Regions from separate parts of the Homo sapiens genome. Here region 1 is linked to region 2. Evidence: read pairs that join two places in POLR2A ChIA-PET (ENCODE). Cell type or tissue: K562. All regions are shown on one strand. Links, peaks and the distances in the headings refer to the core of each region. The heading gives the core; the rest is flanking DNA. Region 1 overlaps TRIM63 (tripartite motif containing 63). Region 2 overlaps PDIK1L (PDLIM1 interacting kinase 1 like).

Region 1 (15,334 bases), core at 2,672-10,671, 67 kb after region 2:
GAGAGAAACCAGACCCCTGGGGCTGGAGCCAGGTCCTGGTGGCAAGAGGCCCAGAGCTTTGGGAGGAGGGTGTCAGGGAGGCAGTGGGCAGTAGAGGCATCTTCCCTTTTGAGGCTGTTCCCTATGATATGGGGGCAGAAGGGGCTCCAACTCCCCGAGAAAGGAAGGGGGTAGATGTCCTGGCTGGGAGGCAGGATGCGAGGTTCCCCATGGACACTTTACAAAATGTTCTTTCACGATATTATCTTTAAAGTAGCAGCCTTAGGAGCTTGCTCTCATTGTAATACCTATTTCATAAGTGGGCAAACTGAGGCCTACACAGATAAGGTTGCTTGCCCAAAATCACTCAGAGAATAAACATGACTTGAACCCAGGTCTCCTGCCTCCCCATCCTGACGATTGCTTAGCTGCTTCTCAGGTGCTCTGTGTGTGAGGACTGGTTCTCATCACAGTCTGCAGAGCTCCAGGTTGTTAGGTTTGACGGGGGTGGTTCGGATAGGCAGAGGAAAGGATAAGAGGAGATTAGAAAAGAGAAGGGCTAAGTAGGGAGCCCAGGCCTCACCTTGACCTTTGCCACCTGCAGGCTGCAAATCCCTACTGGACCAGCCGGGGCAGCTCAGTGTCCATGTCTGGAGGCCGTTTCCGCTGCCCCACCTGCCGCCACGAGGTGATCATGGATCGTCACGGAGTGTACGGCCTGCAGAGGAACCTGCTGGTGGAGAACATCATCGACATCTACAAACAGGAGTGCTCCAGGTCGGTTCTCGTGCCTGCTGGGGGCCCGCCCTCCTTCCCAGCCATGCTGTGCCTAGATCCCCCACGCTCCTTCCCCCTCCTTCATCTGCTCAGGATCCAGGCCTCTAGCTGGACTAGCTACACAAGCCATTCAGAGACAGGACTGGAGACCCATACACCCCAACCCAGCTCTCAGGATTGCTCAGCGGATGGGAAGGGGCCCAGACATTAGGCTGCCCTTCCAGGCAATACCAAGACAGAGACTGGGGGAAAGATGAGATGTGAGAGGGAGAGAAAGGCCCTGGGGCCAGCTAAGTGGCTCTGGTCAGCAGAGAAAATGCCCGGTGAGAAACAGCCAGGTTGTCTATAAGGATAGCAACAGCTACTCTCCCGTGTGCCATGAGGAACAGCGTCAGGCACTGGGAATGCTTCATCTAAGTACCTCCCAATAACTCTGTGAATCAGGCATGACTTTATTATCCTCATTTCACAGATGAGGAAACTGAGGCTCAAGAAGTGAAATCAATTAGCTAAGGTTTCCCAGCTGGGAAGTGAAAGAGCTGGGAGTTGACCCAGTCAATCTAGCTCTGAGTCTTCCTGCTAATAAAATAGCAGCTCATTCATAGGCAGAATGTGTGAGTGGTGGAGGTTGTGAAGGGTTGGCCTCAAACTGGGGAGAGAGGGCCAGGCATGGTGGCTCATGCCCATAATCCCAACACTCTGGGAGGCCAAGGTGGGATGATTGTTTGAGGCCAGGAGTTCAAGACAAGTCAGGGCAACATAGTGAGACCCTGTTTCTACAAAGTTTAAAAACTAGCTGGGCGTGGTGGGGCATGCCTGTAGTCCCAGCTCTTCAGGAGAATTGTTGAGCCAGGGAGGTCAAGGCTGCAGAGCCATGATTGTGCTACTGCACTCCAGCCTGGGTGACAGTGAGACCATGCCTCAAACAGACAAAAACACTGAGAGGCCGGGTGCGGTGGCCCACACCTGTAATCCCAGCACTTTGGGAGGCCAAGGTGTGTGGATCATTCGAGGTCAGGAGTTGGAGACCAGACTGGCCAACATGGTGAAACCCCGTCTCTACTAAAAATACAAAAATTAGCCAGGCGTGGTGGCGCGTGCCTGTCATCCCAGCTACTTAGGAGGCTGAGGCAGGAGAATTGCTTGAACAAGGGAGGCGGAGGTTGTAGTGAGCAGAGATCGTGCCACTGCACTCCAGCCTGGGTGACAGAGTGAGACTCCATCTAAACACACACACACACACACACACAACACAACACAACACAAAAATTTGGGAGAGACACAGCTCCAGGAAAGATCTTTACAAATCAGGACATCCTGGTAAGACTCCAGGAGTGCTGACCTCACAGCCTTTAAGGTCCAAAGCCTTCACCAAGGCATCTGCCTGCAGGCAGTGCCCAGCCCAGGGGAAGGTGACAGACCAGATCTCAGGTGAAAAAACCCTGACCCGGGGAACTGTGCTTGCTAGTCAGCCTCTGTGACTAATGTACTGTACCATGCTGGGTAAGCCTTTAGAGCTTCATTTCCTCTGTCTGCAAACAGAAACAGTAAGATCTGTTATTGTGGCTGTCAAATAAGATATTAATGGAAAATGGTTAATGTATCAACCATTTATTGGGTACCTATTGTGTGCAGGCGCTGTTCTAAGTACTTTCAGGCATTTTTCCTATCTGCTTCTCATAGTAACCCGGGAAGGCATTCCTGTCTCCATTTTACCATGAGGAAATGGAAGCTCAGAGAGGATCAGAGATTTGTCCAAGCCCACACAGCTAGCAAGTGGTAGAGCTAAGAGAGAGAGGGTGTGAGAATATTTTTTATTTTTTTAATTTTTTTTTTTGAGGCAGAGTCTTGGTCTGTTGCCCAGGCTAGAGGGCAGTGGTACGATCTTGGCTCACTGCAACCTCCACCTCCTCGGTTCAAGTGATTCCCCAGCCTCAGCTTCCCGAGTAGCAGGGACTACAGATGCGTGCCAACGTGCCCAGCTAATTATTATATTTTTAGTAGAGACAGGGTTTCACCATGTTGGCCAGGCTGGTCTCAAACTCCTGACCTCAGGTGATCTGCCCGCCTCAGCCTCCCAAAGTGCTGGGATTACAGACGTGCACCACCACACCCAGCTAATTTTTGTATTTTTTGTAGAGACAGGGTTTCACCACGTTGGCCGGGCTGGTCTTGAACTTCTGACCTCAGGTAATGCGCCCGCCTTGGCCTCCCAAAGTTCTGGCATTACAGGCGTGGGCCACCGCGCCTGGCCGGCCGGTGAATATTCTTAATTGCTGAGCTAGATTGCCTCTCATGTTGCTAGAGCACAACACTACAAAATGCAAACATATTGTTGATCATAAGGAATAATAAAATCAATTCCACACCAATGTTAGCCTACCCAGTGCCGACCTATGAAGAGCATGTTATATGTGAACCTTTGAGGCCTTTCCGCATAGTTGAATGACAATGACAGCTGCCCTCTATTGAGGGTCTGCTCTGTGCCGGGCACTCTACATTCATTATAGACAATTTCTACAGACAGATTGCAGTAGTTCTGGGAGGAATCCCACAGGCAAGAGAGGTGAAATCACTAGTCCAAAATCACAAAAATGAATGTAAGAGAACAATCTGGATATGAACCCCGATGCCAAAGTCTGAGCTTGGGAGGGTGGGCATCTGGGAGGGCTGCGGGCGCATGAACCAGACCCTCAGGCTCTTGCCTCACCTCTGCACTCCCTGCCATCCCTTTATCAGGGGATGGAGGCAGGTGGCAATGGCAGACCCCTGCCAGCATAGGGACCCTGGGGTAAACTATGCAAAAAGACAAGCCTGGAAAGGGGCATATTTAAGAACTTCAGAGGACAATAGAGCCCAGGGTGTGATCAGTCATGTAAGGCTGTTTGGAGGTGAGGCATTGACACTGATGGGAACAGTCACCATTTGACATTTGCAAGATGCCTGTTCTGTTTGGGGCTGGGAATCGAAGGTAGTGTTGGCTTTCAATGAGTGTATAGTCTAGCCGGAGACAGAAGACTCAAAAAATCGAATCTACACCAGGCATGGTGGTATGCACCAGTTGCAGCTACTGGGGAGACTGAGGTAGGAGGATTGCTCAGCCCAGGAGTTCGAGGCTGCAGTGTATCTGTGAATCGCTGCTGCACTCCAGCCTGGACAATATGGTGAGACCCTGTCTCAAAACAAACAAACAAACAAACAAACAAACAAAGGCTGGGTGCTGTGGATCACGCCTGTAATCCCAGCACTTTGGGAGGCTGAGGTGGGTGGATCACATGAGGCCAGGAGTTTGAGACCAGCCTGCCCAACATGGTGAAACCCCATCTCTACTAAAAAATACAAAAATTAGCTGGGCATGGTGGTGCACGTCTGTAATCTCAGCTACTCAGGAGGCTGAGGCATCAGAAACTCAGGAGGTGGAGTTTGCAGTGAGCTAAGATCACACCACTGCACTCCAGCCTGGGCAAAAAATCAAAACAGAACAACACAACAACAAAAAAATCCCCCCCAGGCCCCAATGAATCTAGGTTAGGAAATGACTGATGTCCCAAGAGAAGCACAAATAACAGGTTGGAGGTCTCAAGGAAGAAAGGTAGTTCTAAGCATATGTGTTAGGGGAGAAAGTAGAGGAAGAGACTTGGGCCTTTGAAAGAATCTCTGGACTAGAAGTCAGGCTTGTGCTGGGCTGTTGGACAGCCCTGGGCTACCCACTCACCAGTCACCATGACATGGGGCATACACACTGCTCCTTCTCTGAGCCTCAGGGGCAACCTCATGGCTCAGAGAGGGTCAGAGGTTTATCCAAGGCCATACAGCTAGAAAGTGGTGAAGCTAAGAGAAAGAGAGAGGGTATGACTGACTCTGTGGTGAATATTCTTTTTTAAAAAAATTGTTTTCTTATGGAGAATGTTAATAAATTCAAGATGGTGAATATTATTGATTCCTATGCTAGTTATTAATTTATTCTTTCTTTCTTTCTTTCTTTTTTTTTTTTTTTGAGACGGAGTTTTGCTCTTGTTGCCCAGGCTGGAGTGCAATGGTGCGATCTCGGCTCACCGCAACCTCTGCCTCCTGGTTTCAAGTGATTCTCCTGCCTCAGCCTCCCGAGTAGCTGGGATTACAGGTGCATGCCACCATGCCTGGTTAATTTTTTTGAGTTTTTAGTAGAGACGGGGTTTCATCATATTGGTCAAGCTGGTCTTGAACTCCTGACCTCAGGTGACTCTCCCACCTCGGCCTCCCAAAGTGCTGGGATTACAGGCGTGAGCCACTGCGCCCAGCCTTATTGATTTATTCTTTCTACCTTTGTTTAATTACCACCTCCTCTATGCCAGGCACTGTACAGTGTAGGCACAGGGGTGAAGAAAACAGGCAAGTTTCCCTACCTTGATGGAGGTTACAGTCTGGTAGATTAAATATAGAATTAAATGAGGCCATCAGTATAAATTTCTCAGCTCAGAGCCCAGCCTGCAGTAACCAAAGCTAAGGTGACTATAATTAGAGCAACTGAACTCTAGGCTCCTCTGCCCTTACTTGCTGTATGACCTTGGACGAGTCAATTCACTTTTCTGGAGCCCAGTTTCCTCTTCTCTAAAACATCTCCAGGTCTGACTCTGGAATTCTATGGCCCTTTCTGTGTCCTTGGCACTGGCAGAGCCTCAGGCTAACTCCCTCTTAGGATGTGGGGACAGATTTGGTGTCATTGGCTTCCCAAGTCCTTGGTCCCCAGAAGATGAAAGATTTTAGGGCAGCCAAACACTGAGGGCCCAGGGCATAAATCTGGAGATTCACAGACACACTGCAGCCTCGAATTCCTGGGCTGAGCAATCCTCCTGCCTCAGCCTCCCCAGTAGCTGCGACTGGTGCATTGGAGCTGGGGAGGGGGATGCAGGGACACAGGACCCCCATGACTTGTGACTGTTCTCCACTGCAGTCGGCCGCTGCAGAAGGGCAGTCACCCCATGTGCAAGGAGCACGAAGATGAGAAAATCAACATCTACTGTCTCACGTGTGAGGTGCCCACCTGCTCCATGTGCAAGGTGTTTGGGATCCACAAGGCCTGCGAGGTGGCCCCATTGCAGAGTGTCTTCCAGGGACAAAAGGTACTGTCTCCAGCCACTTTTACCCCCAGCCTGGGCCTGCTGGGCACGGCCTGATGATTCAGGAGGCAGATTTGATCCCTGTAGATCTGCTGATCTGGCCTTTCAGGAATAGTCTCTCTGGAGGGACTTCCCAGGCCACAGGGACAGCAGCCCTGGCCTTCCTAGGGGAGGCAGCTGAGCTCATGGTTATACTTAGAGCCACTCGAGAGCACCTGGGTGTGGCCACAGGGGAGCGGTCAGACGCCCCAGCCAGGCCACTGGGGTCCTCTCAGGCCACGGCTTCTCCATCCCCCAGACACCTCTTCCTGTGCCTCTCACCTCTTCTCCAAGACTTCACATTCCCCCACAGCAGGAGGCAGCTTAGAGCCTTCTCCCTGGGTCCCTGGGCCTGTGAGGGCCCACCACCCTGTCCGTGCAGTAAGCCGTAGCCACCCCCTTTCCATACTCTCTCTTCCCTACTCCCCACTCTTCTCTAGGTCTCTCTCTTCTAGACGTCTCCAACTCTATTTCTTTTTTTGTCCCTTCTTTCTTAGAAACAAGCCCCTCCTCTGTCAGTTCCTTGCTGTGTGTTTTGGGCAGCTCACTTGCCTGCTGTTGGCCTCACCTGTAAAATAAGGGATGCAGTATCTTTCTAATATCCTCTACTCTGGAGCTGAGCTATACCCGAAAGAGGGGCCAGATCCCTACTGGAGGCTCTTTCTAGCAGAGAGGGGAGGGAGGAAGCCATGTTGCTGCCATGCCCCAGTGGGTAGGCCCTGAGGCTATTTGTGTCTCTCCTCTCCTGACCCCCACACCCCCATCTAGACTGAACTGAATAACTGTATCTCCATGCTGGTGGCGGGGAATGACCGTGTGCAGACCATCATCACTCAGCTGGAGGATTCCCGTCGAGTGACCAAGGTGAGCGGACAGAATAGTCCTGCCTGGGGATTTGGAGCTTTCCAGGGCAGCCTGGTCTCTGGGGAAGGCTCACCCATAGGTTGTGGCTAAAGGTTGGGGCCCGGAGCCTGGGGCGGTCAAGCAGGGATGGCAGGGGAGGGACTAATCCATTCATCCAGTCTCTCAACAAATGCTTCTTAAGCACAGCTGTGTGTCCGGCCCCACCCAAGATGTGGGGGATGGAGGAGTGAACCAGACAGACGTGGTCCCTGAGCTCAGGGAGTGTCCCATCAATAATTCTCAGTATTTATTCAGCACAAATTGTTTTCAGAGCACAGTTCTTCAGTGTGCTGTAGACCAACACTTCCCAAACTTTGAAGTGCGTGAAAATTACGCTGGGATCATGTTGAAATTCAGGTTTTGATTCAGTTGGTTTGGAATGAGGCATAAGAGCTGCATTTCTAGCCAGTTCCCAGGATTTGCCCAAGCTGCTGGGTCCACAGACCACATGTTGAGTAGTGAGACTGTTGAGGGCAGAAGGGAACTTTTCTATCCCTGAAAAAAGCTTCCACGATTTTCCATGTTCACTTGGGGTAGGGATCTGGAGATGAGATGAGGGGAAGGGGTCATCATAATTGCTAGTGGATGAAGAGTTGGGCGAAGGGTAGGAAGGAGGGGAACATTGTGATCACCCACGAGAGGCTCCCGGTCTGATGAGATGCTATTGTCACACCCATTTTATAGAAAAGAACATAGAGAGAAGGGAGCTTCGGTTGAGGAGGGTGCTAGGAAAGGAGCTGTTTTTCCACCTCTCCTAGGACCAAATGATGCAGAGCTTCCCGAATCCAGTCTTGGTCCTGAAAGGGAGGGAAGAGTGTGAACTGGGACATATGGGAGGCCCAGGAAACGTTAATTTGTTGAAGGTCACACAGCTAAAAGGGAAACACAGCTAAAAGGCAACAGAGAGCTGGGCACAGTGGCTCATGCCTATAATCCCAGCACTTTGGGAGGTCAAGCTGGGTGGATCATGAGGTCAGGAGATCGAGACCATCCTGGCCAACATGGTGAAACCCCATCTCTACTAAAAATACAAAAAAATAGCCAGGCGTGGTAGCGTATCTATAATCCCAGCTACTCGGGAGGCTGAGGCAGGAGAATCGCTTGAACCTGGGAGGTGGAGGTTGCAGTGAGCCAAGATCGCACCACTGCACTCCAGCGGGGGCAACAGAGCGAGACTCCATCTCAAAAAAAAAAAAAAAAAAAGGGCAACAGAGAAAGACAGGGCAGATCCCACATTGGGTGACTGTTGCATTGGTCTAAGAGGTGATGCTCCAATGACCAGCTGAGGTTGGGGGACAGGGGGAGGGTGCAGGAACAAGGAAGAACATGTTGTGTCATGTGACCCTAGAGCCTCTATTTTGGAAGAAGGGGCTAGCTGTTTTTCAAGGCATCATCCTCCAAATATCACTGGCGTACTAAATAGCTGTGAGGCCAGATGAGTGTTTTCTTCTTGTTAAGTCTTTGTTTCTTCTTCTGTAGTGTGGGGATGTATGTAGTGAGATCTCTTCTAGCTTTAGATTCCTTGCTACTGTCCTAGGAAGGCAGTGTAGTGGGCAGGGAATAAAGACCCTACAGAACGTGACCACAAGACTTCCGTCCTCAGGAGAACAGTCACCAGGTAAAGGAAGAGCTGAGCCAGAAGTTTGACACGTTGTATGCCATCCTGGATGAGAAGAAAAGTGAGTTGCTGCAGCGGATCACGCAGGAGCAGGAGAAAAAGCTTAGCTTCATCGAGGCCCTCATCCAGCAGTACCAGGAGCAGCTGGACAAGTCCACAAAGCTGGTGGAAACTGCCATCCAGTCCCTGGACGAGCCTGGGGGAGCCACCTTCCTCTTGGTGAGCAGGACTAGAAGGGTCTGGGTGGGGTCAGTTCAACTCTACAGCTCTAAGGTTCAAGTTATGCTTCCCCACTGACCACCCATGGGCCCTTGGAAAAGCCATTTAAACCTCTGTGAGCCTCAGTTTCCTCATCTGTCAAATGGGCATGTAACACCCCCCACCTTCCTCTTACTGATTTTATGATGATAAGATAAGAGGATGTTTATGAAATGACTTTGTAAGCTGCAAAATACAGTGTCCCATCTACAGACTATTAATTGAGCCCCTACTGTAGGCCAGGCACTGAGGTGGAAGACAAGGAGATAAACCAGACACAGCCCTGCCCTCAAAGAGCTTGTTGGGGAGGACAGAAAAGGCTCAGTTATAAGACTTCATAGTTCAGTTCAATAAAAATGTTCTAGGCTTCTACTGTGGGCCAGGCTTTTTGCTAGACATTAGGTATGAAAAGGTGGTTAGGATTGGGGAGTTCAGGGTTTAGGAGTTTTGGGATTGATACCCCTAGAATCCAAGCTTCCTGTCAAGACAGTGGGTCCTAGGGTGATGACCAAGACCTGTACAGACCACAGACAGAGGGAAAAGTTCCAGATTCTGCTCAGTTTGGGGTGGGGAGCAGGTCACAACTGGGCTAGGGAATGGCACCAAATATCTACCTACAACACCTAGTTCACTAGTTTTGCTGATTTCCTGCGGTTACCTCTTCTGCGGTCCTAATCCTTTGTTCTCTCTCCCCCTGCAGACTGCCAAGCAACTCATCAAAAGGTCAGTGTCTTCCTAGAGGCTATGATCCAAGCACCTAGTTCCCACCAGGACCTCTGTCCAGGAAGCCTCATCCTGGGCATTAGGCCTGCTGGGAGGGTCTCACTCTAGGCTGGCTTCCCTGACCCTTTGCATCCCTGACTTTTTGGACCACTCCTTGTGCTTGAGGTTGGAGAGGAAATACTCCATCCCTCCAGGGGAGCCTCTGGGTAGAAGGCCTGGGCGTGGCAAAGCATGTGCCCTCTCTTCCCTGCACTGAGCCCCAGAGACCTCATCCTGCCTCTCTTTCTGTCTCCCCTGCAGCATTGTGGAAGCTTCCAAGGGCTGCCAGCTGGGGAAGACAGAGCAGGGCTTTGAGAACATGGACTTCTTTACTTTGGATTTAGAGCACATAGCAGACGCCCTGAGAGCCATTGACTTTGGGACAGGTAAAGGAGGTGGTGATGCCACTTGTCTATTTGCCTGCCTGACCCCTGGAAACCAGCATCCCTCCAACTGAGCCCGATGGGGAGGCAGATACACTAATAAAGATCCCCAAATATCAATCAAACTCATATAGCCAACTTCTGGCCGGCTGTGGTGGCTCATGCCTGTAATCCCAGCACTTTGGGAGGCCAAGGTGGGCGGATCACTTGAGGTCAGGAGTTTGAGACCAGCCTGACCAACGTGGTGAAACCTCATCTCTACTAAAAATACAAAAATTAGCCAGGCGTGATGGCATGTGCCTGTAATTCCAGCTACTTGGGAAGCTGAGGCAGGAGAATCACTTGAATCCAGGAGGTAGAGGTTGCAGTGAGCCGAGATTGTGCCACTGCACTCCAGCCTGGGCAAAAGAGCCAGCCAAACTCCATCTCAAAAAAAAAAAAAAAAAAATTCATATAGTCGATTTCTAGATGAGCCCAGAGCCTAGCACAGTGCCTGGTGCAGAATTCCTGCTTCATAAATTACATATGGATCCATGGCAGGGAGGCCTCTTGGGGCAGTAGAAATAATATGCCCTCTGGAATCAGACAGTCCTGAGTTTAAATCCTGGTTCTGTCATTTGTTTATCTGTGTGACCTTTGGCAAGCCCCCTTCTGCCTGAGTTTTATTTTCTAATTTAAAAAGTCAGGTTAGAAGTGAGCCCTCTAATAATGACCAACTCATGGTGCTGTTGCAAAAAATCAGATATCAATGCAGAAAGGTCCTGTAGAGCCCTAAAGATGTACTAGTTATTGCCTAAAGGTAGTCTTAGCTTCAGTTTCTTAATGCTATCACCTATGATACCCAGGCACCTTAATTGATCAACATCATGTCCTCATTTCTGTTTATAATTACTCTTCCATAGAGTGCCTATAATAATTGTAACAATGCAACCGTAACAATAATAAGGGTGAAAATAACAAAGGAAATGAAGAAACTGAATGGAAGCAAATATGTTAATTTGCTAAAGGTCACACAGCTAAAAGGGAAACACAGCTAAAAGGCAACAGAGAAAGAGAGGGCAGATCCCACATTGCTGACTGTTGCGTTGGTCTGAGAGGTGGTGCTCCAATGACCAGCTGAGGTTGGGGGACAAGGGGATGATGAAGGAACAAGGAAGAACTGTAAATGGCTGGCGTGAGAAAGAGAAGAGCTTCTTGGCACCTCCTGTGTCGCTCTCCTACAAACCTTCAGTAGCTGGTGCTAAGTCTGTTTTCAGAGCCCCAGATATACCCCATTCATAGGTAAGGACAAAATACATCCCAAAGCAGAGACACCAATGGCCTTGGGGACATCCACTGCTGTAGTGAGCTGCTCCACTGTCAGCTTCCCTAAGCTAAGATATTCAAGAGTGGGTCAGCCAGGCACAGTGACTCACGTCTGTAATCTCAGCACTTTGGGGGTCCAAGGCAGGTGGATCACCTGAGGTCAGGAGTTCCAGACCAGCCTGACCAACACGGAGAAACCCCGTCTCTACTAAAAATACAAAATTAGCTGGGCATGGTGGTGCATGCCTGTAATCCCAGCTAACTCGGGAGGCTGAAGCAGCAGAATTGCTTGAATCCGGGAGGAGGAGGTTGCAGTGAGCTGTGATCACGCCATTGCACTCCAGCCTGGGCAACAGGAGTGAAACTCCATCTCAAAAAAAAAAAAAAAAGAAAGAAATAGATATTCAAGAGTGGGTCATACGGTGTGAACATAACATTGTGAAGTCCTGCACTGGCCTTCCTAATCTCCCTGAGCCTCAGTTTCTCCACAAGTAAAATGAGGAGAGTACCAACAGTCACCAGTTACTGAATATTCTGTATGTCCTAGGCGCTAAGCCCTTAACATAAGTTTTATCATTTAACACAACTTCATGGGATAGGTTCTGTTACCATCTCTATTTTGTAGTTGAGGGAACTTAAAGCTCAGAGAGGGTAAGCCACTTGTTCAAGGCCACACAGCTGGCAAGTAGCCTGTGCAGATTCTACTGAGGGCCATTTGGCTTGCAAAACTCTTGTGAGGATTTTATAAGACGATGCAGATTCAACACTGAGCACACTACTTGGCACATAGTAAGTACTCAGCAACTGCTATTAAATGTAGTCATTGTGACAATGATTAAACAACAGAACTCCCTGGGTTATACTCTGATATCAGTTACTTGGCTGGAATTTTGGTTGTCATTTTGGAGATACTATTTTTTTTTTTTTTTTTTGAGACGGAGTTTTGCTCTTGTCGCCCAGGTTGGAGTGCAATGGTGTGATCTCAGCTCACTGCAACGTTTGCCTCCTGGGTTCAAGAGATTCTCCTGCCTCAGCCTCCCAAGTAGCTGGGATTACAGGTGCATGCCACCACACCCAGCTAATTTTTTGTATTTTTAGTAGAGACAGGGTTTTACCATGTTGGCCAGGCAGGTCTTGAACTCCTGACCTCAGGTGATCTGACCGCCTCAGCCTCCCAAAGTGCTGGGATTACAGGTGTGAGCGACCAAGCCTGGCCTGAAGATACTCTTGACAAATGTTCTGATTCTGTGGTGACCCCTTCAGGGCCCCAAAAGGTTAAGGAGGTAGCTTGGGAGAGGAGCGGGGAAGGGAGATGTTCCCTGTTAAAGCTTGACGGTGACATCTCAGGATAAAAAAGTGGGGACATGAGTTGCAGCTCAGTCACTGTCCCTCTGGTGCTCAGCTTCAGGGAGCAGAGGTGGCTCCAGAAGTGCTTCCCCATCATGTCCACCCCTCCCCTCCACAGGCTAAGGAATGAGGAAAATGGGACAGTGGCTGCTGAACAAGCAGATCTCATAGGCTAAGTAGCTTCCTTCAAGACAAGGACTCTGATCCCTGAGGATCGAGGAGGTTTTTCCTCCTCAGGCAATGTTTATCTGCCTACCCGAGAGATGTGCAGAAGCACAGAGTGCGCTTCCTCAGAGTCCCCTCTCTGGTCACAGGCGAGCAGGTGATAGAAGCTGCTGTTGCTGGAGCAAGGAAGTGACTTGAGCCCAGCTCCCTGGGACGGAGTGCGGGGGATTGCAGGAGCAGGGCCTCTGTGCAGCGTGGGTCTGGCAAGCCCATCCCCTCCCAGACCACTGCCGCCGCTGTGTGGCCGTTTGACCCGACTGGGCACAGGAAGGGGTTTAGACCGTGCTCTCTCTTGCCTGGTTCCTCTTCAAGTAGCTCCTCAAGGAACCGGCCCCATCCTAACACAAATGTTTTTTTGTCACAGATGAGGAAGAGGAAGAATTCATTGAAGAAGAAGATCAGGAAGAGGAAGAGTCCACAGAAGGGAAGGAAGAAGGTAAGAAATTCATCTACCTCCATTCCTTCGTTCCTTCATTCATTCCACAACAATCTGAGGTGCCTACTGTATGTGAAGCACTGTGTTAGACATTGGCAATGACGCTCAGAACTGTCCCCAGCACGTGCTTTAACCCTACTGAGGGTAAAGTCCTGTTCTCTTTACCCTTAGAAAAGAAAAAAACCCCAAACTATTCATAATAAAATGCTCCCATTTCACATCTAAATGATCTTCTTAAATGGAAAGCAATATGGCACAGCAGAGGGAAAAGACAGGGGCTCATGAGCTAGGCTGGGCCCATTGAGGTGTTTTGTTTGGCCAGCACTGTGTTTAAATTAAAACAAACAAACAAACAAACAAAACTACTTGCTGGACAGGCACGGTGGCTCGAGCCTGTAATCCCAGCACTTGGGGAGGCCAAGGCCAGCCTGGCCAACATGGTGAAACCCTGTCTCTACTAAACATACAAAAAATTAGCTGAATTTGGTGGCAGGCGCCTGTAGTACCAGCTACTTAGGAGGCTGAGGCAGGAGAATCGCTTGAACCTGGGAGGTGGAGGTTGCAGTGAGCCGAGATCGTGCCACTGCACTCCAGCCTGGGTGACAAGAGTGAGACTCCATCTCAAAAAATAAATAAATAAATACTTGCTGGCTGGGTGTGGTGGTACGTGCCTATAATCCCAGCACTTTGGGAGGCTGAGGCGGGAGGATTGCTTGAGACCTGGAGTTTGGGACCAGCCTGGTCAACAGCAAGTCCTCGTCTTTACAAAAATAATTTAAAAATTAGCCAGGCATGGTGGTACATATCTGTAGTCCTAGCTACTCGGAAGGCTGAGGCTGGAGGATTGCTTGAGCCCAAGAGGTAGAGGCTGCAGTGAGCTATGATTGCGCCACTGCACTCTTGCCTTGGCAACAGAGGACACTACACTGTCTCTTAAAAGAAAAAATTAATTGCTAACATTTTTAAAATTAGGTTTTTTTTAAGGGTTAAGAAAAAGGAGATTTGAACTAAGAATCTGCATTTTCACCTTGTGAAAGTTTAGAAAAAGCAAACAATGCTGGACTTGAACTTCCTTGTAGTCCCAGAGTGCTGGCTCTGGGCAGTGGCTCTCCCCTTTAAAGGGGACACGCTGGCATGGTGGCTCACGCCTGTAATCCTAGCACTTTGGGAGGCCGAGGCAGGCGGATCACCTGAGGTCAGGAGTTTGACACCATCCTGGCCAACATGGTGAAACCCCGTCTCTACTAAAAATACAAAAATTAGCCAGGCGTGGTGACGGGCACCTGTAATCCCAGCTACTTGGGAGGCTGAGGCAGGAGAATCGCTAGAACCCCAGGGGGGCGGAGCTTGCAGTGAGCCGAGATCACGCCACTTCACTCCAGCCTGGGCAAAAGAGTGAAACTCCATCTCAAAAAAAAACAAAGAAAAGAAAAGAAAAATGGGACATGCCCTTGCCAGTTTGCCCAGCCCCACCACCACCAGTCCCGCTTGCTTCACTCATTCATGTTATCTGCTGGCTCCTTGTAGGCATCTGAGTTTGCCAGCCTGGCAGAGTTTGATTAGGAGCCTGGGTTCTGAATCACAGCAGCTCACAATTTCTCTGAGTCTTGGGCTACTCATCTGTGTATGGGGGTCTAACAGTACTGACGTCAAAAGGTTGTAGTGGGAAGTGAATAAGATAATCGTTTAGCACGGTGTCTGATGCATAGGAAGGACGTTTGCTAATTAGCACATGCTTGCAAATGTTATTTTTCAAACCACAGGTACTGAAACTAAATTCCAATCCAGTTGAAAACTATAGGTAGTCTTTTGGAGTTTTGTACTGATGTACAATCCATAATATTTGGGCAGCTAAATTCTATTTTGGTTTTAAAAGGAAGAGACCGGGAGGAATTGGAGTTTGATGTTTTATTCAAACTCCTGTTTGAATAAACAGTAGCTTGGTAAGCCTTGGATCCTCCTGAGTCCCTGTCTCACCCCTTGCCTCTGTATCTTTTTCTTCATTTCAGGACACCAGTAAGGAGCTGGATGAATGAGAGGCCCCCAGATGCAGAGAGACTGGAGAGGGTGGGGAGGGGCCCAGCGGCCTTGGTGACAGGCCCAGGGTGGGAGGGGTCGGGGCCCCTGGAGGGGCAATGGGGAGGTGATGTCTTCTCTCTGCTCAGAGAGCAGGGACTAGGGTAGGACCCTCACCGCTGCGTCC
Region 2 (15,334 bases), core at 3,021-11,020:
GTTAATCTTGGTGAATGTTCCATGTAAGCTGATAAGAGTGTGTAACCTGCTGTTATTGGATGAAGAAGTCTATAGATGTCAATCATATCCAGTTGATTGAAGTGTTGTTGAGTTCAACTATGTCCTTACCGATTTTCTGCCTGCTGGATCTGTCCATGTCTGACAGAGAGGTGTTAAAGTCTCCAATTAAAATAGTGGATTCAGTCGGGCATGGTGGCTCATGCCTGTAATCCCAGCACTTTGGGAGGCTGAGGCGAGCGGATCATGAGGTCAGGAGTTCGAGACCAGCCCGACCAACATGGTGAAACCCTATCTCTACTAAAAAAAAAAAAAAAAAAAAAAAAATTAGCCAGGCGTGGTGGTGCGCACCTATAATCCCAGCTACTCAGGAGGCTGAGGCAGGAGAATCGCTTGAACCCGGGAGGCGGAGGTTGTGGTGAGCCGAGATCATGCCATTGCGTCTCAAAAAAAAAAATAGTGGATTCATCTACTACTCCTCTAACTCTTGGGCTCAAGCGATCCTCCTGCCTCAGCCTCCCAAGTAGCTGGGATTACAGGTGCAAACCACCACACCTGGCTGCCTACTCTTATTTATTCATTTTTGAGACAGAGTCTCACTCTGTCACCCAGGCTGGAGTGCAGTAGTGCAATCTCGGCTCACTGCAGCCTCTGCCTCCCGGGTTCAAGCAATTCTTCTGCTCAGCTAATTTTTTGTACTTTTAGTAGAGATGGGGTTTCACAGTGTTAGCCAGGATTGTCTTGATCTCCTAATCTCGTGATCCGCCCGCCTCGGCCTTCCAAAGTGCTGGGATTACAGGTGTGAGCCACTGCGCCCAACGTTTCTTTCTTTCTTTCTTTCTTTCTTTTTTTTAAGAGACAAAGTTGGCTCTGTTGCCCAGGCTAGCCTTAAATTTCTGGATTCAAATGATTCTCCCACCTCAGCCTCCTGAGTAACTGGGACTACAGGCACATACCACTGCAACTGGCCCTCCATCACCTTTTTTTTGAAACAGGGTCTTGCTCTGTCACCCAGGCTGGAGTGCAGTGGCGTGATCATGGCTCACTGTGGCCTTGACTTTCAGGGCTCAAGCCTCAGGGCTCCCACCTCAACCTCCTGAGTAGCTGGGACTACAGGTGTGCACCACTGATGCAGGATAGGCATGCCCCAGAATTGGAGTTTAGCCCAGGAGGGTTGTTGGCTTCACCTAGGAAAGAATTCAATGGGAGCCAATGGCGGTAAACAGCAAGTTTTATTGAAGTAGCAGTGTACAGCAGCAGCAGAAGTACTGCTCCTTGTAGGGCAGGGCAGTGCCCAGAATAGCAGCTCAGAATATGTTCTTCACTCATATTTTTAGCCCACTTTTAATTATATGCAAATTAAGGGGTGGTTTATGCAGAAATTTCTAGGATAAGCATGGTAACTTCTGAGTCGTCAGGTCATTGCCATGGAAAGGGGTGGTAACTTCCAGGTGTTGCTATGACAACGGTAAACTGACATGGCACACTGGTGGGCGTGTCTTATGGAAAGCTGCTTCCATACAGGGACCTGTGTTAACTAGTCCTCAATTTGGTCTGATGTCCAAGCCCTGCCTCTGGAGTCGAGTTCTCCTACCTCACCACCACACCCAGCTATAATTTTTTAAATTTTTTATTTTGTAGAGATTGGGTCGCACTACATTGCCCAGGCTGCCCAGTGATTCTCAACCTAGGCCTCCCAAAGTGCTGGGATTATTGGTGTGAGCCACTGTGCCTGACCTCTCCATCACTTTTGAAGGACAACTTCACAGGGTACAGGATTCTAGGTTAGTGGGTTTTTTTCTCTCAACACTACACATTTTCCTACACTTGCTTCTTGCTTGCATGGTTTCTGAGAAGTTGAGTGTAATTCTTATCTTTACTCCTCTATAGGTAAGGTGCTTTTTTCTGTCTGACTTCTCTTAAGATTTTTTATTTTTGATTTCCTGAAATTTGAATATGTCTAGGTATAGTTTGAATATGTCTAGGTGTCATTTTGTGGGTTTTTTGGCATTTATCCTGCTTGGTGTTCTCTGAGTTTCCTGGATCTGTGGTTTGGTGTCTGACATTAATTTGGGGAAATTTGACTGGGCATGATGGCTCATACCTGTAATCCTAGCACTTTGGGAGGCCAAGGCAGGCAAATTGCTTGAGCTCAGGAGTTCAAGACTAGCCTGGACAACATGGCGAAACCCCATCTCTACAAAAAAATACAAAAATTAGCAGATGCCTGTAGTCCCAGCTACTAGGGAGGCTGAGGCAGGAGGATGGCTTGAGCCCAGGAGGCAGAGGTTGCAGTGAACCGAGATCGCACCATTGCACTCCAGTCTGGGTGACAGAACCAGACCCTGTCTCAAAAACAAAAAAACAAAAAAACAAAAAAATTGGGGGAGATTCTCAGTCATTATTACCTCAACTATTGCTTCTGTTCCTTTCTCTCCTTTTTCTCCCTGTCATAGTCCCATTACATGTAGGTTATACCTTTTATAGTTGGCCGACAATTATTTGATATTCCGTTCTTTAAAAAAATTTTTTTAGACGTTTTCTCTTTGCTTTTCAGTTTTGGAAGTTTGTTTTGTCATATGTTCAAGCTCAGAAATTCTTTCCTCAGCCATGTCCGGTCTGCTAATGAGCCCATCAAAAGCATTCTTCATCTCTATTACAGAGTTTTTGATTTCTAGCATCTTTTTGACCCTTAGAATTTCCATTTCTCTGCTTACATTATCCATCTGTGTGTGCATATTGTCTACTTTTTCCATTGAAGTCCTTAGCATATTAATCACAATTTAAAAAAAAATCCCTGGCCTGATAGTTCCAGGATTCTTGCCATAACTGACTCAGATTCTGATGATTGTTCAGACTTTTCAAATTGTATTTTTTGCTTTTTAGTATCCCTTGTACTTTTTTGTGAAAGGTGGATGGAATGTACTGGCTAAAGGAACTGCCATAAATAGGCCTTTAGTAATGTAGTAACATTTGGGGATGGTGGGTGTTCTATAATCCTATGATTTGGTCATGGGCTTTTCATAGGTGAGCCTGTGCCCTTGGACTGTGAACTTCACCAGTGCTTCTCTTGGTGAAGTTCCCTTAGGTGGTCAGGATGGCTAGAGGGGGCTGGAATACCCTCAGATAGGTTAGGGTCAGCTGATAAAACCACAACAGATGAGGCTGTGGTAAAATAGTTGCTCCTGAGGGTTGTCCTTGTTAAGAACAGAATGTTCAGGCAGGTTTCAAAATGGTTCCTTTCCCCCTCCCGTTAGCAGAAGAATGAGCACCTGTGAGGATCTGGCAGAGCTCCTGGAGGTAATAGTGTGGGGAGCCTCCTGTGATTGGGTCCCCCTGGGCTTTTTAACTCTCAGAGTTGACCATACTAAGCAATTCATCAATTACAGTTTAGGTTTTCCTACCCCTGCACCTTTTCCACACTAGTAAATTGTGATATTCTGTATCTACCAATGCATCTCTCCAATTACAGGGGCAGCAGTTTGCCCTGTGACCTCACTGCTCTGACATATCTAAGAAGAGTGGTTGATTTTTCCATGTGTTCAGCTTTTTAATTGTTGTTAGGATGGAGTGGTGACTTTTAGGCTCCTTTTGTGCCAAACCAGAAATTAGAAGTCCTAATTTTTTTTTTTTTTTTTTGAGTTGGGGTTTTGCTTTGTCTCCAGGCTGGAGTGCAGTGGTGCGATCTCGGCTCACTGCAGCCTCCAACTCCTGGGCTCAAGTGCTCCTCCCGCCTCAGCCTCCTGAATAGCTGGGACTACAGGCATGTGCCACCACACCAGAACCCCCAGCTAATTCCTTTTTTTTTTTTTCCCGGTAAAGATGAGGTCTCATTATGTTGCCCAGGCTGGTCTTGAACTTCTGGACTTAAGCAATCCTCTTGCCTTGGCCTTCCGAAGTGCTAGGATCACAGGCATGAGCCACTGTACCTGGCCCATTTCTAATATTTTTAATTGGCTGGCAGACATTTTGAATTTTATATTGTTGAGAAGTGGAATTTTTGGACTCAAGTATTTTTGAGCTTTGTTCTAGCACATTATGTTACTTAGAAAAAAATGTATTTTGTTAAATAAAATGTATAGGAGACCATTATTTTGGACTAGCCTCGTACACTAGCACTAGCAGACCGAGCCAAATCAGAATGGAGTCACTCATGCTGGGTGCCACATAATTAAACTGAACTCTGAAACAGGCCAGTCCACCCCCCACCCCGCTACCAAAAAAATACCCCCAGGAGATTCGCAGCAACCAATCAAAAGGGGCCCAGTTTACCTGAGCTGGCATGAAAATGAAGTTCCCTCTGTTTTTGTTGTTGTTGTTGTTTTTAATTTTTAAATTTTAATCTTTTTATTTATTTAGAGACTGGTTCATTTTTGCTAAATTGCTTGTCTTTCCGAGTTTCATAGCAGAGTTTTTGGTCTGTTTAAATTCATTATAAATAGACATTTAGGATGTCAGCTTCTGACCTCATGGACTGTGAGCTTACAAGTCCCCTGGTCTGTCACAGGCCATGCATATGAGGAATAAAAAATCAAAACATTTAAGTAATTTTGTTATAAAGAAATATAGTTATGCACCCCAAACACAGAAAACATTTCATTAAAAATTGGTCTTAGTCCTGCTGGGCGTGCCAGTGATTCTTTTAGGTTTGGACCTTGACTGAGAGAATTTCCAGTCGCTCTCTCCTCTCTGGGCAGAAGTTCCAGATCCTCTCTGGGCAGAAGTTCCAGATGATCTGATGGGCAGGGACTTAGGCTGTGTCCCCTGGGGGCTCTGGTCCACTAGTTGTTGGGACCGCCTGGGAGGGCGCAGCAACCCACTACGCCTGTGTCTGTTTTAACTCTATAAGGAAAGTAACTTTGAAACAACCAGACAATTTTCTGTTCTCTGTTTCTGCTTTTCTCAGGCCTTTTCTGTCTATAAAACCATACTTTTCTGCTTGGCTTATCGGAATACTCACTGTATTTTATAGAATAAGGTGTTGCCTTTTTCTAGAATCACAAAGAAAAGCCAATATAGATCTTTAAATCAAATTTGCTATAATTTTGTCTGTGTACCTTTCAAGACTTACTTTTAAGCTTGGATAGACAGGTCCAGAATAGCTGTTAGCCTTGGCCTCACTACTGAGACAATACTCTTCTGTGATGCTCTGTATATTGGAAGAAGGTCTTTCTGTTCTGGCTGGTGGAAATATCAATTATTCTTGGTCCTGTGTGAGCTCCAGGATTGTTCTGCCTAATCCTTTCAGGGGATCTTTCCTGCATTCAGGTCTGATAGTTTCTTCATAAGCATGACTGATTAGTACTTAGCTGATACTGTGTGTGTGAATGTGAGTGTGTGAGTGTGTGTGTGTGTGTGAGAGAGAGAGAGAGAGAGAGTGTGTGTGTGAGTGTGTATGTTTTCTTTAAGGCAGGTCTTGCTCTGCCGCCCAGGGTGGAGTGCAGCGTGGTGATTCCAGCTCACTGCAGCCTTGACTTTCCTGGGTTCAGGTGATTCTCCCAACTCAGCCTCCAAGTAGCTGGGACTATAGGCAAACACCATCACACCTGGATAATTTTATTTTATTTTTTGTAGAGACAGGGTTTCACCATGTTGCCTAGGCTGGTCTCCAACTCTTGGGCTCAAGTGATCATTCTGGCTTGGCCTCTTAAAGTACTGGGATTACAGATGTGAGTTACCTGGCCCTGCCTCAGCTGATGTCTTGAAAAAAACTTTCTGCAAAGGTCTGGAACTCTCACCGACAAATAAAAAACAGGACAAAAAAGAAAAGAAAAAAAATAAACAACAAGGTCTGGAATTCTTTGTTACCATCTGTCTCTCTCTCTCTCTCTGATACTCTGCCCCATGAATCCTAGCTGGCTTGTGCTCCCTGAACCCTAAATTCTGTCTCCTCAACTCAGGGAGACTGTTGAACCTTGTTTAGGTACTTATTCCCTGTACAGCAGCCTAAAGATTCCCTCCAAGTTGGGGCAACCACAGGGCTCACCCCATTTGATCCTTTTCTCCCAGGGATTGCTGTCGTGCACTGCTAGTTTCCCAGTGTCTGACATTTGAGTTGTTTATGGCAGGAATAGAACCCTGTTACTCCATAATGGCCAGAAGCAGAAGTCATCAGGATTTTTGCTTGCTTTTGCCCTCCTCAGGTTAAAATTGTAACAAGTAGCCAGAGTTGAGAAACACTGAGTCTACTGTAATTCCAACTTCCAAGTTCTAGCCATTGCTGCCCTGCTCCACGCCGCCCTCACAGCTGTGCTTCTACTGTTGCTTCTCAAATCACGTCAGTAAACGCTCCCTGCCTTCTACCTAAAGCCAGGAGAAATGGCATGTCATTCTAGTATTTGGTACTTATTACTACTTTCCTAATTTCCACGCATGGTAGTCTATGTGAAAGAGACAGTAAACATCCTGAATTACTATCAATCATGTGATCAGCAAGTAGAAGGAGGAAAGAAAACTGGGCTGAGGGGATTTTTATTGAACTATCCTTGTTCTTAAATAGGGCTGCAGGGCAAAGAGACACGCAGGACATCACCATAACCGAATGTATTTCTCTAATAATTGTGGTAAAAATGTAAGCTAAATTAAACAAACCAATCAACGTGCTCCCTATCAGCAGTACAAATTAGCAGTAAAGGCAGCTCAGAGTCATTTCCTAGGAGTCCTCCCGGGTGAACGGGAAGCACTGACATTTCCTGAGCATGCCACGCATTTCTACATGCATTGGCTCCTTTTATCTTCACAGCGCTCTGAGTCAGGTACTGTCTCTGCTTAAACATGTGGGAAACTGAATTTGAGGGGCTAGGGAACTCATGAAAGTCACACAGCTAGTAACAGAAAGGTAAAGAGTCTATTTTCAAAGTCTGTGTCCTTTCCTTCTGCCTGATAATAGCTGTCACCAGTAGCCCCAATGCACATTTTTTAAAAATAAAATTTTTCTTGAAGTATAACATACCTAGAGAAAAATGTAAACATTTTAAGTGCAGCTTGATGAATTTTTTCTTTTTTTAAGATGGAGTTTCGCTCATTGCCCAGGCTGAAGTGCAATGGTGCGGTCTCGGCTCACTGAAGCCTCTGCCTCCTGGGTTCAAGCGATTCTCCTGCCTCAGCCGCCCAAGTAGCTGGGATTACAGGCACCCGCCACCACACCCAGCTAATTTTTGTATTTTTAAAAATAGTGATGGGGTTTCACCATGTTGCCCAGGCTGGTCGCGAACTCCTGACCTCAGGTGATCCACCTACCTCGGCCTCCCAGAGTGCTGGGATTACAGGCATGAGCTACCACACAACATCTGCTACTCCAAAGCCTGGGCTTTTTCTGCTAGACCAGGATGCCTTTGGTAATATCAAGTTGCCCAACTTCTGCTCAGAACAAGCTGAGCTTGAAATACTGGGCTGAACAGGAAATAAAAGAGTAAAGTCAAAGCCCAAGCTTTTTTTTTTTCTCAATTTCCTTCTGTGCAATGAAAAATGATTGCAAAGGTGAAAGTACTGCCTTTAAAAGACGCACTTGGCCTTCAAGAGGTGTGGCAGCCTTGTAGGTTTTCTCAAGTGGGAGTTATTATCTAACCACAAACCAACCGTCTGTCATTACACTGCACTTTACAGGATGTCTATGATTGGTTGGCAAAGAGAGCAACATTTGAATTTAAAGAAAAGACCAAAACAACCAAGTGTCATTACATCAGTGAGAAAGATAAAGCTTCGTTGTCAGAGAAAACTCCAACTGGAGTCAGAGATTAGGCACCAAAACCCTGTCTTAAGGTAAAACCTTTTGTCATCATCTCAGTAACTGGTGTAATTACTGTTAATTTCATCAGGAAATCAGCCCCTATTTTAAGTAAAACTCAGTGAAAAAGATACGTAAAAACCATGTGAAGGTGCTTTGTAAACTGCAAAGGATTACAAAATGCTAGTAAATACAAATATTTAAAGCTTCAATTAAAAACAATCTCTAGAAAGCAAAATTTGCCTGTCTATAAAGGTTATACCAAGGGAAAGCAGAAGAGTAGGAAGCTACAATTCTTTTTTTTTCCCCTATTTTTTTGGTTTGATTTTTGAAGCCACAATTCTTGATGCCTACTTTCACTAGGTCACATGTAGAGTTGTTTTCTGTCTTCCATATTCTCCTCTGCTGTTCCATTGGACCACTAAATAGACTGTATCTTCAGGCAGAAATGATAAACATAAAAAAGTGGGCCCAAATTTTTAATAGAAAATTAAACCATCGTCTCAAGTTATAGATTGAAAAACTGCATCCTCTCATTTATTTAATATATATTATGCTGAGTCTGAGCTGCATCCTCAGCTTAATGAAACAGAAGGATAAATGAATAAAAAATTTCATCTCTGGCAATACGAGTTCTTCTTGTGTGCAAAGCAAATACAGCAAGACAGCACTAAAATTTCAGAGAACTTGAAATGCTGAAACTCCTATAATTCAATCATCTTTTCCTTGGCAATCACTTCTATTTCAGAATCATTTAAAAGGTAAGTCTGAAAAATACATTGTTTCAGATTTTATACCTTCTATTTTATGCTCATGAAGTAAAGTACTACAGAACTACTCACAGAGCCACTAAAGCAGCAATGTAGAATTTTCAGTTTTTTTTTTGTTGAAACTCACTTTATTTAAAAAAAAAAGTCATGAACAATAAATTACAATCATTTTCCCCTTTTATAAATTCTTCATAAAATATATTTGACAATTTTAACAGAAAATTTCAAAAGTTGCTTTCATTTCTTAAGTGCTGATGACTTATTTTTTGACCATTTTGTCATGCTGGTGAATTACTTTGTAGCTGCTACAATAGTTTGATTGATAACAATTTACAATTAAAAACAACAACAACGAAGAGAAAAAACAGACCAGCAGAAAGAACTATTCTGTGTGCTATTTATCTGACACTTAACACTTACTTCATCATAATGACAAAGTATCCCTTAGCACCAAAAAATCTACAGGAACCCCATCTTTCTAAGTGACAACTAGTGCAAAATAACATTCTAGGAACTAACTGTACAACCCCATATTTTCACTGGCCACAGCTGCCTATAAGCTCATTTGAAATATTTGGTCTTTTTTCAATTAAGACAAATTTCAAAAAACACCATAAATCATGGCAAAAGACTCTATGAGGAACAATTGCTTATTGAGTACCTATTATGGGCAAGGCACTGTGTACGAAGTTTTGCTTTCATTTTTCCTCTAGCAAATATCCAGGTATTTCCAAATATCACTAACCATCTTTTCTTACTCCTGGCTGAAAAGGCCTTTGGCTAAATGCCATTTTTTAATTGTCATTTTATCAACAAACCTTTAGTGCTGAGCACACAGTAGGTACTTAATAAATACCTCTGACTGAAAGAACAAAGACAAAGAATTTACTATCATTTTGCTTGGCTATTTTAGAATACAAGGACTTGATAAAATTCCAGAAGAAACTTCCTGATCACCTCATACCCTTACCCCCAATGAAAGAATTTCACTTCACAGGTAAAATCTTTCCAAGTAAATGATAATCATTAACTATTTTACATGAGGCAGGACCAAAAACTATGCGCTTAGGAAACTGTGGCTCCAAGCACATAGATATTTGAAGAGCAAATGATGCATGGGCATACCATCATCTATGAATCTCTGCTGAAGTGCCATGTTATTGACTAGACGTTATCATGATGCTTTTTCTTACTCCCTATAGCTCAACTTCCTTGGACATATCTGTTAAATTAAACTAATCTGGTGATCCAGAGGGTCAATTATCATGAGGTTCCAGTGTGTTTCCACCTCTAATTTCCAAAAGAATTCTTATATTTATTAGCTTAAAAGTGATGTTAAAAGTATATGATTTTTCATTTTAAGAGGCTTTATTTCAATAAAACCTTTTAGTCCAAATTTTAAACTTCCAGATCAAGTAACTAACATAGTCCAGAAATTTTATGTACTGCAATTTTTTTTGTGATGTTTTACATTCTATTTCCTCTGAACACATTTGAAACAGGGAAAAAAATTATGACATATTCCAAAAATTGTGGAAGTTCAAAAAAGCTGAGATTATGAAAGCTATCAATAATTTCAATATTCTAATACTATTTTGACTTTTGACCAAAAATTCTAGTGCTTTATAAAGATTAACTTAGATACAATGTAAAGTCTATTTAACCTTAAAGGCTAATGTTCTGTTTTAGGAAAGCATTCTATCCTTTAGATTTTAACTATCTGCATTTACAGGAAAACAAATTGTAGACAACCATACAAAGATAAAATCAAACTAACTTCAAGAGGAATAATGGTCTGTTGGTTTTTTGACATAGACTGTATCAGTGATTGTATAAAATGGATAGCTTTTCTACTTTAAAAGTAGTTGATGCCACAATATTTTATCCATTTGCCATACTGTGTATGTATCTTCTCCCACTTTAGATAAAGGTGATCACATTTTCAACAACCATATTATTACCAGTACTGTTTCAAATCAGACAAGAGAAAACAGCATCAGTGCCAAAATGAAAGGAACTCCAGTGACTCAACAAGTGATCATATCAGGGCAGGCAAAGTGAGGGTGGAGCTCATTTGGTTTCTTCAACTTCAGTATAATGAGGCTTAGACAAAGTCTTCAAACCAAAAATGTATCAAGTATTACAGTTCACACATAGCAAAGTTTTCAAACAGAATAATCCTGTATTCAGATTTATATCAGATTGTAGAAGCTCAAGTGCAGACGTCCCAATGCAGTGGTATAGTTGGTTAAATAAATGCTCGGTTACCTAAAGAAGGTCGGACTGAATCACCAACCTGCTGCCATATGACTGCATGACTAATTCAACTCTTGCAGCTATAGGGCACTGGAGAGTTCAAACATACTTCAGCAGCTTTGGATCACTTAATTTCATTTGTTTTACCAGATAATTTTAGACCCTCGAAAATGATGCCTTAAAAAAAAAGCTGTATATTACAAAAAAAAAAAAAAACAACTTAATATGATTTCATTAGGGGGAGGGGCAGAGTAGGAAGATAAGGGAAGGTTTATTTTTCGTCACTGACTTCACCAGCAAATCTCAAAAACCCAAACCTACATCAAATAATTTAAACAGACGTGGCATTTTTTTCATATGGAATGCAAAATGCGCACATTCACATACTTACATATACATAAATATATACATATATGTTTCCTTTACAAAGTTTCAAAGGTTGCATTACCAGCATGCAAACCTCTTTTCCCATGGAAATTCCTAATACTGACGAGGAATGTCTAAAATACTTAAAGACATATTTCCAGAAAACTGGACTCTCTTCTCTTGTTAGCTCTTAAAGAATTTTCCTGCCAAACTTCTATCAATAATCATTTTTTAAAAATTTACACCCACATTGGTAATACACATTTGAAACATACTAATAAAACGGCCAACTTGGATTTAAGAAAAATGAGGAAAAAAAAAATCCCACAAAAAATCTAAACCCTTAGAGGGTAGAGTCTAGCTTTTTATATTCTTTTTCAGCCACATAATGTTGCATCACTGTTAAACAGAAGCAGCATATCATCCATGGTATTTGCAAATAATATGTGTCACGTTTCCCAGCTGCTATCTTTAAATGCAATTTGTACTAATCTGAGTTCTAGTTCAAAAGCATCTGGACGATCCTGAGGGTTTGCAGCCAGCATTTCCTTAATCAGTTGTTTCATTCGCCCATTCATAGATTTTTTCTTCACAGGAATGAGAAGTTCCATTTTGGGATTTTCCAGAAGTGCCTCCCCAACAGGCACAATCTCAGTTCCTTGTTTTACATAACTCCCCAAGAGTTCCTTCTTTGTCTCTGTGTCTATGAATGTGATCCTTTCCAGCATTGCCCAGATGATAATCCCCAGAGCAAAGATGTCAGCTTTTGCTGTGTAATGTCCTTCCCAAACTTCAGGAGCCATGTAAAAATCTGTTCCACATGCTGTGGAAAGGAAACACTTGTTTACACTGACAGGTTCTTCTGGGTTCTGCCCAGAGGCTGAACAAACTTTACTTAGACCAAAATCAGCCACTTTGAGGGTAGGTTCCAAGTCACTGGTATCCAACCTGGTTTGAGAAATCAGGATGTTATCAGGCTTAAGATCTCGGTGGATGATCTGGTTTTTATGCAAGAAAGCCAGGGCACTGCTCAGCTGAAGCATGAAGCTGGTGTTAGTTTTACGATTGGGTTTCCTGGACAACAGATACTCATTCATATCTCCTCCGTCACAAAAATCCATCACAAACCACAAATAATAGGCGCTTCTGGGATCAAAGGCAATTTCTCCTTTTAATGAAGTTTCTACAAGCTACAAGAAGGAAGAAAAAAGATTACAATCATTTGCATAGGTTATACAATTCAGTTATAGGAAAATAATAATTGAAAGGTTAAGTCAGTCTCCACCTTTAAGTGGAAACTCTATAAATATTTTATTTAATCAGTGCTTTCAAATATGCATTTTAAACTTTAAAAAATGCTTCAACTTGTCATTTTGTCCCTGATAAATATACACCAAAGCTCTAAACCAAGGGGTAAAAATTTTAAAATAGCTTTATTTTGAAAAGCGTCCAAGTGGCCACACATTTTCTCCATGTGTCAGTGGAGCTGAACTCTACCCAGCTAGCTCATAGCTTCATGAAAAGACCAAAGTTTCAGCAGATAGACCTAGGAAATTGCCAGCTGGGGTATAAACCTCAATTAGGAAACGCTATTCAATGAAATCGCCTGAAATATACTTCTTACTGATTGCACAGACACTATCAACATAACCTGTGAAATCGAGAGAAAAATGATCAAGGAACAACCAGCTGTTGCAGAAATAGCTGTTCCTGTAGTCACTAATAAAATAAAGACTGACGTCGTTACTTCATAAACTTCTATAGGCAGAATGCAAATACGTTGGCTCTTTCACTGGATGACTTTTAAAAACCAATTTATAAAAATCAAATAGGCATTTTTTAAATTTTTAAATATTTATTTTGTTTTCAAATATGCATTTTGATATTAAAAAATCAACTCTGAATTTGTATATTTCTTCTTTCATACAAGCTGAAAACCTAGACTAAATCACAGTTTTATTTGTTATTATTATCTAGTTATAACGCTCCTTTACTTGAAATTCAATAGAATTACTTCACTGGACATGAACTATCACTCTAAAATACAGTACATAGTCTTTTTTTTTTTTTTTTTTTGAGACGGAGTCTTGCTCTGTCACCAGGCTGGAGTGCAATGGCGCAATCTCGGCTCACTGCAACCTCCGCCTCCCAGGTTCAAGAGATTCTCCTGCCTCGGCCTCCCAAGTAGCCGAGACTACAGGCGCGTGCCACCACGCCCAGCTAACTTTTGTATTTTTAGTAGAGACGGGGTTTCACCATGTTGGCCAGGATGGTCTCAATCTCTTTACCTCGTGATCCGCCCACCTCGGCCTCCCAAAGTGCTGGGACTATAGGCATGAGCCATGGCACCCGGCCCCGTATATTGTCTTTTAAAAGCATTTGTTGTATGGTGCCCTTTTCAGACCCATGAGTTGAACAGAAAAGGCCGAAGAGTTGCTGAAGAGTGAATGAATTGCTAATTTCACATTTAAATCTACTGGTACTTTCTCTACCATCTGGGAAAGCACAAGCAAAGAACATCTCTTCACGCCATCTCTCCACATGGCAGACAATAGTAATTGCGATGATCTGCAGATATCTCTTTTGCATGAGTTTTCCTTGTTGCACATGTTTGCCAGTGAGACAGAAAAATGAAAGAAAGGTACAGATCACATAATTATTTACCAGGTGCACTGATACTAAACATGCTTTTCTTCTTCTGTCTTTACTCTCAAAAGCAAACTTCCTAAATAGCTTTGAGCAATGCAGAGTCCCAGCGTTCAAAGAATGTTTTAGAGTAAGGCCAGATAGTAAATATTTCGGGCTTGACAGCCACATAAGGTCTCTGTACCATATACTTCTTCCTTTCTTTTTTACCCCCAGAAGTCTTAAAAAAAAATCTAAGAACTATTTTTAGCATCGAAACCATACGAAAACAGGCCACGGGGCCGCTGGCTGAGAGCTATGGAAATGCAGCACCCAATCTGCTTATTTTAACATGTAGAGGATGTTAGCCATTGATTTCTCTTGACTGAGGCCCTTCAATGGCTTCCCTGTTCTCTTAGGATATAGTCTAAACTCTTTAACATGGGTTATGAGACCTTGTGTGCTCTGACTCCTGCTGTCCCCTCTAGCCTCATCTAAAACAACTCTCACAATCTCACTATCTTTTTTCAATTTTTTTTTTATTGAGACAGAGTCTCACTCTGTTGCCAGGCTGGAGTGCAGTGGCGCGATCTCGGCTCACTGCAACCTCTGCTTCCCAGGTTCAAGAGACTCTCCTGCCTCAGCCTCCCAAGTAGCTGGGACTACAGGCATGCGCCACTATGCCCAGCTAATTTTTGAATTTTTTGTAGAGACAGGGTTTCACCATTGTGGCCAGGATGGTCTTGATGTATTGACCTTGTGATCCGCCTCTCGGCCTCCCAAAGTGCTGGGATTACAGGTGTGAGCCACTGCGCCCAGCCTCTTCTTTCAATTTTTAAACACTTCATGTGTTTTGCTTCACGACCTTTGTATGTACAGTTTTTTTCTGCCTAGGAAATTTTTCTCACTTATCTAGCTAACTCCTCTTCACACTACAAGTTTTAGACAATTATATATATATTTTGTGTGTGTGTGTGAGAGAGAGAGAGAGAGAGAGACAAGGTCTTGCTCTACTACCCAGGTTGGAGTGCAGTGGCACCATCATGGCTCACCGCAGCCTCAATCTCCCTGGCTCAAATGATCCTCCTGCCTCAGCCTCCCAAGTAGCTGAGACTACAGGCATGCACCACCACGCCCGTCTAATTTTTAAACTTTTTGTATTGATAGGGTTTCACCATGTTGTCCAGGCTAATCTTGAACTTCTGCACTCAAGTGATTCACCTGCCTCAGCCTCCCAAAGTGCTGGGATTGCAGGCGTAAGCCACTGCGTCCAGCCAACGATTCGTAACTTTTGAACCACGGGATTATGTAGGTTTCCCTGTTGTATGCATCCTGTACTTCTCATTCATGATATTTATCACAAGTACACAGACTGGCCACTAGGTTCCCATGCATGAGATTGTAACCTCTGTTAATTGTTTTACATTTTCTTCTAGATGAGGCTTTTGGCTATCAGGAACTGATTCAATGATTCCAACTGAGAACAAGGAAGAAGACATCAGGAAAAACATGGAGAAAAATTAAAATCCGTATGGAGAATATACCATGCATAGGGACTCTGAGGTCATACTAC

The links. ChIA-PET counts read pairs that join two places held together with the same protein. Peaks named below come from ENCODE experiments on the same cell type or tissue, not always from the same donor. Only the 100,000 strongest peaks of a DNase experiment are listed, where the experiment ranks them.
Region 1: POLR2A ChIA-PET joins it to region 2 with 5 read pairs; 10 of 35 experiments call an interaction of 5 or more read pairs at or near these places.

What each region holds. Positions count from the first base shown.
Region 1 is chr1:26,051,690-26,067,023 of GRCh38, reverse strand. TRIM63 (tripartite motif containing 63) reads left to right here. Exons shown (of 9, transcript NM_032588.4): 2 at 584-756; 3 at 5,690-5,858; 4 at 6,663-6,758; 5 at 8,401-8,634; 6 at 9,374-9,396; 7 at 9,697-9,821; 8 at 13,060-13,131; 9 at 15,141-15,334. The coding sequence ends at 15,151. Among named protein-coding and RNA genes, the nearest start is that of TRIM63, 8.3 kb to the left of the region's middle. RefSeq lists a silencer at 12,772-13,066. In K562, for the core only: no CTCF peak of the experiment used is centred there; DNase peaks (open chromatin) are centred at 6,063 and 6,923.
Region 2 is chr1:26,118,829-26,134,162 of GRCh38, reverse strand. It overlaps PDIK1L (PDLIM1 interacting kinase 1 like), which reads right to left. Exons shown (of 3, transcript NM_152835.5): 3 at 8,608-12,326. The coding sequence ends at 11,586. Among named protein-coding and RNA genes, the nearest start is that of PDIK1L, 15 kb to the right of the region's middle. RefSeq lists silencers at 5,211-5,505, 10,431-10,725. In K562, for the core only: no CTCF peak of the experiment used is centred there; DNase peaks (open chromatin) are centred at 6,694, 7,632, 10,562, 10,822 and 2 weaker places; H3K4me3 peaks cover 1,469 bases.